Regions from separate parts of the Homo sapiens genome. Here region 1 is linked to region 2. The links are chromatin loops, found by intact Hi-C in ENCODE. Cell type or tissue: endothelial cell of umbilical vein. All regions are shown on one strand. Each heading gives the region's core, and the rest is flanking DNA. Links, peaks and the distances in the headings are about the cores only. Region 1 has its middle 30 kb from the start of MSL3. Region 2 has its middle 110 kb from the start of FRMPD4.

The links. A loop is a pair of places that touch in the nucleus more often than their neighbours do. Peaks named below come from ENCODE experiments on the same cell type or tissue, not always from the same donor. Only the 100,000 strongest peaks of a DNase experiment are listed, where the experiment ranks them.
Region 1: a loop joins it to region 2, with 2.4 times the contacts of the local background. A loop is called at or near these places in 1 of 110 quality-filtered maps.

Annotation. Positions count from the first base shown.
Region 1 is chrX:11,785,307-11,790,700 of GRCh38, reverse strand. No RefSeq gene overlaps it. Among named protein-coding and RNA genes, the nearest start is that of MSL3, 30 kb to the right of the region's middle. In endothelial cell of umbilical vein, for the core only: a CTCF peak has its summit at 3,016 (motif pointing left); a DNase peak (open chromatin) is centred at 3,000.
Region 2 is chrX:12,024,202-12,029,595 of GRCh38, reverse strand. It overlaps a transcript of FRMPD4 not described here. Among named protein-coding and RNA genes, the nearest start is that of FRMPD4, 110 kb to the left of the region's middle. In endothelial cell of umbilical vein, for the core only: no CTCF peak of the experiment used is centred there; a DNase peak (open chromatin) is centred at 2,935; H3K27ac peaks cover 199 bases; H3K27me3 peaks cover 777 bases.

The DNA.
Region 1 (5,394 bases), core at 132-5,131, 240 kb after region 2:
AATTGACTAGTAATATAAGAATAAAAATTGAGAAATACTCCCAGAAAAAAGAGAAAATAGAGGAAAACAATAAGAGAAGAAATTGATGCAAACATGACAATAAAAGTCTTCAAGACAGACATTTCGAGCAGGGGATTGCATTTTCCATGGGGCATAGAAAAGGGGGTTCAGTTAGGCAACATTTATTTAAATTTTATTTAAAGAAAATGATGAGTTGAACTAACCACTGAAACACTTGTGCCTCATAAAGGAGACAAAATGGTACAGTGCCTACCAGAAACGGCATGGATGTTTCTCAAAAAATGAAAACAGAATTGCCATATTATCCAGCAATCCCACTTTTACTTCTATATCCAAAAGAATTGAAAGCAAGATCTCAAAGAGATATTTGCACACCCATGTTCACAGCAGCATAATTCACAATAGCCAAGAGGTGGATGCAACCCTAGTGTCTACCAACAGAAACAAAATGTGGTCTATCCATACAATGGATTATTATTCAGCTTTAATAAAAAGAAATTCTGACACATGCTACAACAACATAAACCTTCAGGACATTATGCTAAGTGAAATAAGGCAGTCACAGAAAGAAAAATACTGTATGATTCCCCTTATATGAGGTACCTGGAGTCATCAAATTAATAGAGATGAAAATACAATGGTGGTTGCCAGAGGCTGGGGGAAAAGGGAAGTGAGGACTTGTTTAATAGGTTCAGAGTTTCAATTTTGGTAGATGAAAAAGTTCTAGAGATCTGTTGCACGACAATGTGAATGTACTTAACACTACTGAACTGTACACTTAAAAAATGATTGCAATGGTTAATTTTATGTTATTGTGTTTCTTTACTATTAAAAAACTTAATTTTTTTTTAAAAAAGAGACTAGAAGGAAAAACTCCAAAATAGTTATGGTGACGAGCTATGGCATCATGATGTTGGATGATTTTTTCCCCCTTTTATCTGTGCTTTGATGTGTCTGTGTCTTTTTGTTTTTAGTTTGTTTTTATATTTGGAAAATATTAGTTTCCTATAATTTTAAAAGAAATGGGAGTTAGTTGGGTCAAAAATAATAATAATTACCTTAATATATTTAGACAAGGATTTTTTAAGTCTATAAGTAGGATGAAGGAAATAATTAAAGCATCAAAACAAATATATTAGAAAATAGAAAACCATAGCATTATTTACAAGCCCAAGAGTGCAAGTTTCTTGAAAAAAAAAATACATATATATATAAAGAGAATAGCTTTGCCAAATATAATCAATAGAAAGGGATGAGGAAAATGTCCATTAAATGAATTATGAATGTTAAAATAGCAGCTGCTGAAAAAAATCCTTTGAAACTGCAAGAAATAACTAAGCAGGCACAGCTGTAATATATTTGAAAATCTAGATCAGGCTTAGCAAACATTATCTGTAAAGGATCAAATAATGAATATTTTTAGCTTTGTAGGCCATGCAGTCTCTGTAGCAACCACTCAACTTCTGCCATTATAACTTGAAAGCAGTTACAGACACTATTTAAATGAAAGGGTGTGGCTGTGTTTCCATAAAACTTTAGAAAAGCAGGCAGGAGGCCTGATTTGGCCCACAGGTCGTAATTTGCTAAGTGATAGAGGCTGGGGTCACTTTTCCTTCACGTTCTAAAATTTGGCCTCCCCACATCACTGTGACAACCTTCACCAAGGTAATAAAGAGCTGGAGCTACTGTATCTTTTTCTCCTGGGCCACTGACATCCTCATGGATAGCATTCCTAATTAGATACCACTAAACAAACACTGATTCTGGATACTCAGAATCCATAGGCATCCCGCTTCCACATTTTATATTTTATATTAAAAAACCAAAGTGTCATAAACCTTAGAGGGCAAACAGAGGCAAAGTAAAACTTCCATCATGGTCTATCAGTACTCACAACTTCCATCATGGTCTATCAGTACTCACAAAGACTCTCTTTTCAGGAAATATCTCAGGCCCACTCCTTGACATAAGGAAAACTATAGAATATGCCATTCTAAAAGCTTTTGAACATAGGAACCAAGGCTCTAGGTTTTGGTGAAAGTATTAATTAGAGTAAGAGGCTCTAGCCAGGGGTGAGAGGGAGCACAAATACAGAAACAAGGTCTTCCCTTTGCTATAGCGATCCGGTGCAGTTACCCCAATTGAGGTTCAGGTTCGACATTCTCCTTTAAGTCCCTTTTTTATTTAAAAAAAAAAAAAAAAAGTCAGCAAGTAGTAAACAATCTGAAAAATCCCATAAGAGAGTTCATGGAGTTTTCAGATGAGGAAACTGGGCAAGCCATGAAACTTGTATTCAAATGCCAGAACTGTGGGCCCTGATGATTTTGAAGTAGATTTGGTTCAAACTTTCAGGGCCTGGATAATTCCAAGTCAAAAACTCAGAAGTTTGAATATAAAAACATGAAAAGTTATGCAATTAATTTCAGAAAGCTTCAACAGAATCAGAATCTCCAGAGGTAAGCTCTGGGACTCTATATTCCCCCATAATTCTGATGCAGCATGTCTTGGAGCTAGCATTTGAGAACCACTGAATTCAAGAGTTAAATATAAAAATCAACCAAAGACAATGATTAGTTAATTAGCAACAATCGTATGGGAGGGGGTTTCTGGAAGCATTTTCGCACATAACCAGTGAGAGTGTAAATCACGATAATTCGTCTGGAAAGCAATTTGGCAAATGTATCAAGGACTTTAAAAATGTTTATAGATGTTGATACCTGCGGAGGAGGGAGGGCTACCCGGCTGCTGCTGGGAGCAGGGGTTTAGAGGAGGAGACGCTAGGCTAAGCTCAGGCCGCTGAGGAAGGGGCGCCTCCCAGCTGTTGCCGGTGTGACCGACCGGCCCCAGGAGGATGCTTCTGGAAGTGCGGAAAGAAGTTGGAGGCTGCCACCAGCCGCTGCAGCCAGAGTGAAGCGCCCCTGCATCCTGACGAAGCAGCAAGCCAATCGAGATGAACCCCTCTCTCCCGTCCAGTTGTCCCTCTCCAGTGCCCCCTGCTGGCAAAACACAACAGGAAGCAAGAGAGCAAAGGAGTTTTCAGCACAGCAGAAAGCGATGAATTTGGAGCTGCCCGATAATCGCCGAAAAACTGACAGCACCTGAAATCTCTTTATAAAATTCCCCTCACGTGTACAAAACATGCAGGATATTTCAAAAACCAGAGTCTTGATTGCCCAAATCTTAAAGGAAAGAACTAAAAAACTAGCGTTAGAGGTTCCTTTCAGAGTGATTTCTGGAAGCCAGCAGGATTTCACTTCATTAATATAATTATTTTATTACTTGGACTAATCAACATTTTGTCATCGGGCTGGCTTGGGAGTTTTGAGGACAAAGATGTCGCTTTCCCATAGTTTTATTTCTCCTCATTTTTCTATACAAAGTGCATGATATAGTATTACTTCTACAAAACAGCAATTCTTATCACCAGTTGTAAGAATTTAAAACTAAGAGCGTCTCCATTATAAAATATCTATAATGTAAACTGACATAAACCAAGAAAACCTCAGGCAGCTCTCAGATATGGTTACAAACCGAAAGAATAGGGTGATGTTGACACCATCCTGTTATGATCAGCTGGTTTGCACTGAGCCCAGAAGACAAAGGGTACACACAATTTGTTGAGAAGAACATTTATTATGACGGCAGGCTTCTTGTGTGCTAATTCACTTTTGACGGGGTTGTGTAAAAATCTAAGAGCACTTAGCTACTTACTACTTAAGCAACAAGAGTAATGTTCTGTTTACAGAGGGAAAGTTGTTTGAACTTGACCATGATCATACCATGGTATGTTTACCATACCATGTCTTGGCACGGTAAAATACAAGATTTTAAACTTGACTTCTCCATTGAGAAAATCAAAACAAAACAAAAGAACTGGTTTGCCTTATTGAATAATGAATCTGAGACTTCTCAGAAATGATCTAATGTGATATGTTTGTCCATTTGGAGAACATTTCAAAGAGATTTCAAGTTTCCATCTAGCTTTTCTTTTATTTTAGCTTCTTGTGTTATAAATTTGTCCCATAAGACAACGACTCTGAAACTTACCATCAAGGAAATCTTATAAAGCCAGGTTCCTGTCTGGTGGGATAAATTTAGACTCTAGAAAATGCAAAAAAGTATGTGTCCCACCATCCAGAATTCTGGGTGTGTGACCTAGAGAAAGACTGGCATTTGAATACAAGGAATTATATACAAGTGCTATTTATTTCAGCACTATGTATGAGTAAAAGGGGAATTTGGAAGCAATCTGAATATTCAACAATGGTAAAGGAATTAATACAGGCTATTACATCCATGTGATAGACTGTCATACAGCAGTTGAAAGTATTAAGCTAAACATGTATATAAGTAAAACACATATTTACATATTTATGCATATGTTATACATGTATGTATATATACATATGGATGTATGTCATATATATATGTATGTCAAAACTATGATGAGTAAAAGAGCAAAAAGTTTCATTGTACAATGTGAGTCCACACTATACCACACTCAGGCTATTTTTGCCTGTGGAAGAAAGGCAGGGGCTTGAGACCCAGGTAATGGTTAAAGGGAACTTTAGCCAAATATAATTTTTTTTTTGTCTTACAAATAGTGGTTGAAACAAATATTACAAAATAATAACAGTTTTTTTAACTTTATAGTGAAAATGTATTTTATATTCTCCTTTCTAGTTTTCTGCAAATTCTAAATTTCTTACCAACTGCCCCCCACCTGCCCCCACCAGACTTCATGCTAGCTACAGGATCCCAAAGATGTGTTGCTGTCTCCATCTACTTTCTTCCTTGTTATTTGAGCAGTAGCAAGGGTAGGTATATGTTCCCTTGAGCATCTGATGGCTTCTGAACATGCCAGGGTTTCAGTGATTTCAGCCAAGGCAACGAAGTTTAAACTGTTCCACAGAGAGGGAGTAAAACATTTGCACCACAAAAGGCACGTTGTGACATTAGCTATTGCTGTATAGCAAAGCATCCCAAAATTCAGTGGCTTAAAACAATAAGCATTTATTATTGATCAACAGTACATGGGTCACCTGGATGGGTCTGCTAACTTGGGCTAGACTTAGCTAATCTTGGCTGGCTTGTATATGCATCTGTTGAGAGCTGGCAGGTAGGCTGGGGGTTGGCCAGTCTAAGATTTTTTTTTTTCACATGTTGGCCAGTCGGCTGATTGTTGGCAGTGGTAATAAGAATAACAGGCCATGTGGCTCTTATCGTCTGCAGGTTAACTGGGATTTGTTCACATCTCAGCAAGTTTCCAAGGGAAAGAATGGAAGGGAGTGACTTCTGCCATATTGCCTTGGCTAAAGCAAGTTATAAGACCAGACTTTTCTTTGCCCTTTTCAAGAGCAAAGAAAATAGACC
Region 2 (5,394 bases), core at 214-5,213:
AACTATAAAACCCCTGGAAGATAACATGGGAGAAAATCTAGATAACTTTGGGCTTAACAATGACTTCTTAGATACAACACTAAAGGCATGATCCATGAAAGAAAGAACTGATAAGCTGGACTTCATTAAAATTAAAAATATCTGCTCTGCAAAAGACACTGTCAACAGAATGAAAAGATATGCCACTGACTGGTAGAAAATATTTGCAAGAGATACATCTGATAAAGGACTGCTATCCGAAATATACCAAAAACTCAATAATTAAATAAGTAACCCAATTTTTAAAATGGGCCAAAGAAATTCACAGACACTTCAACAAAGAAGATATACAGATGGCAAATAAGCATATGAAAAGATATTCCACATCATGTCACCAGGGAAATGCAAATTAAAACAACTAAATACCACCACACACCTATTAGACTGACCAAAATCCAGAACATTATCAACAACAAATGTTAGCAAGGTCGTGTAGCAACAAGAACTCCTACTCATTGCTAGTGGGAATGCAAAATGGTACAGCCACTTTGGAAGACAGTTTAGCAGTTTCTTATGAAACTAAACATACTCTTACCATACAATCAAACAGTTACACTCTTTGGTACTTTCCCAAAGGAGTTGAGAACCTATGTCCACACAAAAACTTGCACATGGATGTTTACAGCAGCTTTATTCATAATTGCCAAAACTTGGATGCAACCAAGACATCCTTTAGTAGATAAATGTATAAACTGTGGTACATTCAGACAATGGAATATTATTCATCACTAAAAAGCAGTGGGCTATCAAGCCATGAAAAGACATGGAGAAAACTTAAATACATATTACTAAGTGAAAGAAGCCAATCTGAGAAGGCTATATACTGCATGATTCCAACTATATGACATTGTGGAAGTCAAAACTATGCAGATAGTAAAAAGATCAGTGGTTCTCAGGAGTTGGGGGGAAATAAGAGATGAATACGTAGAACACAGAGGATTTTTAGGGCAGTGAAACTTCTCTTTATGATACTATATTGGTAGACACATGTTATTACACACTTGTCTTAACCCATAAAATGTACAACACCGAGAATGAACCCTAATATAAAACATAGGCTTTGGGTGATAATGATGTAGCAATGTAGGTTCATGAATTGTAACAAATGTACCACTCTAGTGTGAGATGCTGATAATGGCGAAGGCTATGCATGTGTGGGGCTAGGGAGTATATGGAGAAATCTCTATAACTTCCTCCCAGTCTTGCTGTGAACCTAAGAATGCTCTAAAAAATAAAGTCTATTCAAACAAACAAACAATCCCCACACATTAACAACAACAAAAGAATGCCTAGAGATTAGAGAGATTCTCCTGCTGGTTTTGAAGAAGCAGCTGGCCACCAACAAGAAAAGTGGGGACTTCAGTCCTATAAGTGCAAAAGACTCAATTCTGCCAAAAACCTCATGAGCTTCGTAGTGGACTCAGCCTGGCTGACATCTTGCTTTCAAGCTTGTGACGTGCTGAGCAGAGAACGTAGTTAAGCCACACATGGACTCCTGGCCCATATAAACTGCATGTTTTTTAAGCCACTAATTCTGTGGCAATTTGTTATGCAGCAATTGAAAACGAACGCATCCTTTATGTTGGGTTATAAAATTCAATGGTTGGCAACAGAAGAAGACTAGTGACTTATTTAATAAACTTGCTTCTTCCATCTTATAGGAACTTCAAAGATATGAGCACTATTTAAACACCAGACAATAGAAAATGGTTTATTTTCAGTGGTTTATAAGCAAATGATTTCTTTATATTTAAGATTACACTGGCCATTTCTCAGGAGTAATTTCATCTATACAAGTAACCTAACCCAGATATTAGTTTTACTATTCCTTTTGACTAGGAAAACAATTTAGTTTAAAATATTTCATTCGATGTCAATAACTGCATTATGAAGTCCAATTTAAAAGAATCAAGGACTGAAATATTTTTATTTGATTTTTTTTTTGCATCAGGACTATTGTTGCTTATTTTATTTATACCTCAGCAAATTTATTTTCAGGAAGCAAAGGCTGAAGAATGAGTATTGACTTCCCTGAACAGTTATTGCTGATCACTCTGTCACACTCAATGTAACAGGAAGAAATTGTTTCAGGCTGATTTTAGTTTTCCTCACACAGATTACTCACTCACATCACATGATGGCATCAAATATTTATGTGGTTGAGGAAATTATAGTTTCTCACAATTCAAGATTTGAAGATTGTCTCTAGCTATAGATAAAGAATACATTGGACTGATGAGAGAACAAACTGAATTAACTTTGAAGACCTACAAGTAATAAGCCATCTAAAAAGCCTTAGTCATAAGGAGTTTAAGCCTTTTGATAAGAATTTTCAGAGTAACAATGAGCCCTAGATTAGATTACTTCGTTTTTGCAAGTAAACAGGTTGAACAGATATAAGTCAAAAGGAAGCAGAACTCTAAGTGATATAAGAAGTTACAACAATTTCATCTTTTTAACAATCAAATAAGCTGCCTTGTGAGATAATGAGTTGACAATCACTAGAAGTGATTATGCAGAAGTTGGAAAATCACCAGTTATGAAGGCTATAGAGCAAATTCCTATACTATATGGGAGAGTGAACACAAAAACCAGTAAAAGTCACCATTTCAATCTAAGAGATTTCATGATTCTAAAAACATGACGTGATCAGTTAAAGAGAAATCCTACACCATTACACGCTTGTATTAAGCCATGATTTATGACATGAAATATATATATCACCCATTATATATTACAAGAAAAATACGAATTAATGTTTTTTTTTCCCTCCTTAGGTATAATGCAATCTTGATAATTATTGCTTGACCAACTCATTGATGGTGAAGGGCAGAATGCCCAGACACAGTTGCTGGTATTTAAGACTTCACTCCTAGTGATTCATACATGGGGAGGGTAATTAAGGAAGGAAAGAGAACAATTAAAGGATAGAATACAATGGCACATGCATAGCTTTATCAACCACCACTTTCTGCACAGTGCTTGAAAATTATGCCTTAAACAAGTTGGGATCAAGAAAGATCCTCAATATCATTTCCTTGAGAAATCATTAGTATATTGGGTAGCAATATGAAATAATATGATCTTCTTCTCATAGAACCAATTATCTCCTTTTCAGAGACTTTTCACATTTCTCGGTTAAATTAATTTATATCTCCCTTATTTTATTGCAAAATCCATGATGCAGGAACAATGTTAAGTTTTTATCTCCATCCCTAGTACTTAAAAAAGGACCTCAGTGATACATAAAAATGTATTAAATAAGTAAACAAATAAATTGATAAGGAAAAGAAGACAGGAGGATAAAACAACCTTAACATTCCCTAAGGATTCTGTCTAAAGACCTCTTATTTCTCTCTCAAGGCAAGAGATGATGGTGGCTTGGCCTAGTGTATGCCAACGGAGATAGAAGCTACAGGACTAGCAAATGGGTTGCTGTGGAGGATAAGAAAGAGGCATGAGTCAAGAAAGACTTTATAATCTGAATATCCAAGTGAATTGTTTATTGATATGTAGACCACTGAGAGATGAATAGGACTTGTATTAGTTATATTAGTTATCTAATACTATGTAACAAATTACCCCCAAAATGAGCAGCTTAAAATAACAAACATTTATTATGTCATTATTTCCGTGGGTCAGGTGCCCCAGTGTGGTTTAGCTGCACCCTCTCTGGCTCAGGGTTTCTCACAAGAGTGCAATTGAGGTGTCAGCAGTAGTTGCAGTCATCAGGCTTAACTGTGGCAGGAACCACTTCCAAGTTCACACTCCTGTAGTCATTGGCAGAGTCCAGTCCTTTAACAATCAAATGGTTGTTGGCCCAAGGCTGTTCTCAGTTCCTTGATATGTGGTTCTCTCCATCAGGCAGTTCAGAACATGACAAATGGGTTCCTCAGAGTGAACAAGTAAGGAAAGCCACAGAGAATGCAAACAAGATGGAAGTCAGTCTTTTGTAACCTAATCTTGGAAGTGGCATCCCATCATTTTTGCCATAGATTCATTAGAAGCAATTCAGTGAGTCCAGTCTGTACACAAGGGAGGAGATTACACAAAGATGTGACAAAATGTGAATACTAGGAGGCCAGCTTGTTGAGGGCCATTTTAAAAGCTCTTTATTACAGGTTTACACAGAAAAATCAGGAGTTCCTTTTTTTTTTCTTAGATGTCCTAAGTTTGACCTTGAATGGCCTCTGAGATACCTAAGAGGAGGAGTCAAGTAGGCAATTGTCATGATTCATGAGTCTGGAGCTTAGAGGGGAGGTATGGACAGGAGACACCACTTTGAAGAGTATCAACCTATATTTAAAGTCACATAAATAAGTGAGATCTTCCAGGAAAAAAAAAAATGGAAAGAGAGATAAGGGAAAAGGATTCAAGACCAAGAGTGGGGAATTTTGACATTTTTAGGTTACACAGAAGAAAGAAGGTAATGAAAACCAAGAAGTAGCCAGAGGAGAAGGGGGAAAAACCAAGACTCTTGAGGTTATAGAGCCAAGAGAAAAAAAAATTGTACAATAAAAGATGGTCAATTATGGCAAATGTTGCAGAGAGGCAGAATAAGATGCAGACAGTGACATTATTGTTTTTTAAATAAAAATGTGGAAAAAGAATAATTATATATTGGCAAGAGACCAGGTAAATAAATTGCGGAATATTCATACAATGGACTACTGTGAGCAATTAAAATGAATGCAAAAGGGAGTCACTCCCATCAACATGGAAAAAACTCAAAAACATAATGTTAACAAAAAGCAACTGCTGCAAAACAGATATTACTTAAAAGCTTAAAAGCTAAAACTAAGTATATATTTGTATAAATCCATTTGTATATAGAAATAATGTAAAAGCAAGCATGTGAATTATTTTTTAAAATCATGAAAATGTTACCTCTGGGGAGGGGGTAGGGAAAATGCGATCAGGAAGAAGTATACAACAGCTACTTCTCTGTAAGGCATCATTCCTTTCTAAAATGTGAAAACAAGTATAGGATAATACATGGATTTTCTTGATATTATTCTCTCTTTCTGTCTATATGCTTAAAATGTGTCATAGTGAAAGTTTTAAATTAACAAAATTTGACAAGATTTGGCAACTCTTTCAAGAGTGGCTTTAAGTGGAGTAAGTTAAAATGGACTAAAAAGAAACTAAACTTCACTCTCTGAGTGACCTTGGAGAAATTATTTTACTTCTCCGAACTTCAGTTTTCTCATCTGTACAATGGTATATAAGTGCCTGAATATGTGGGTGTGTACATGCATGAGTATGTATGTGTACATATATATGCATGACACATTCATAAATGCACAGACACACACATATGCACGTATCATAAATGTATTGCAGGCAATAAACAAA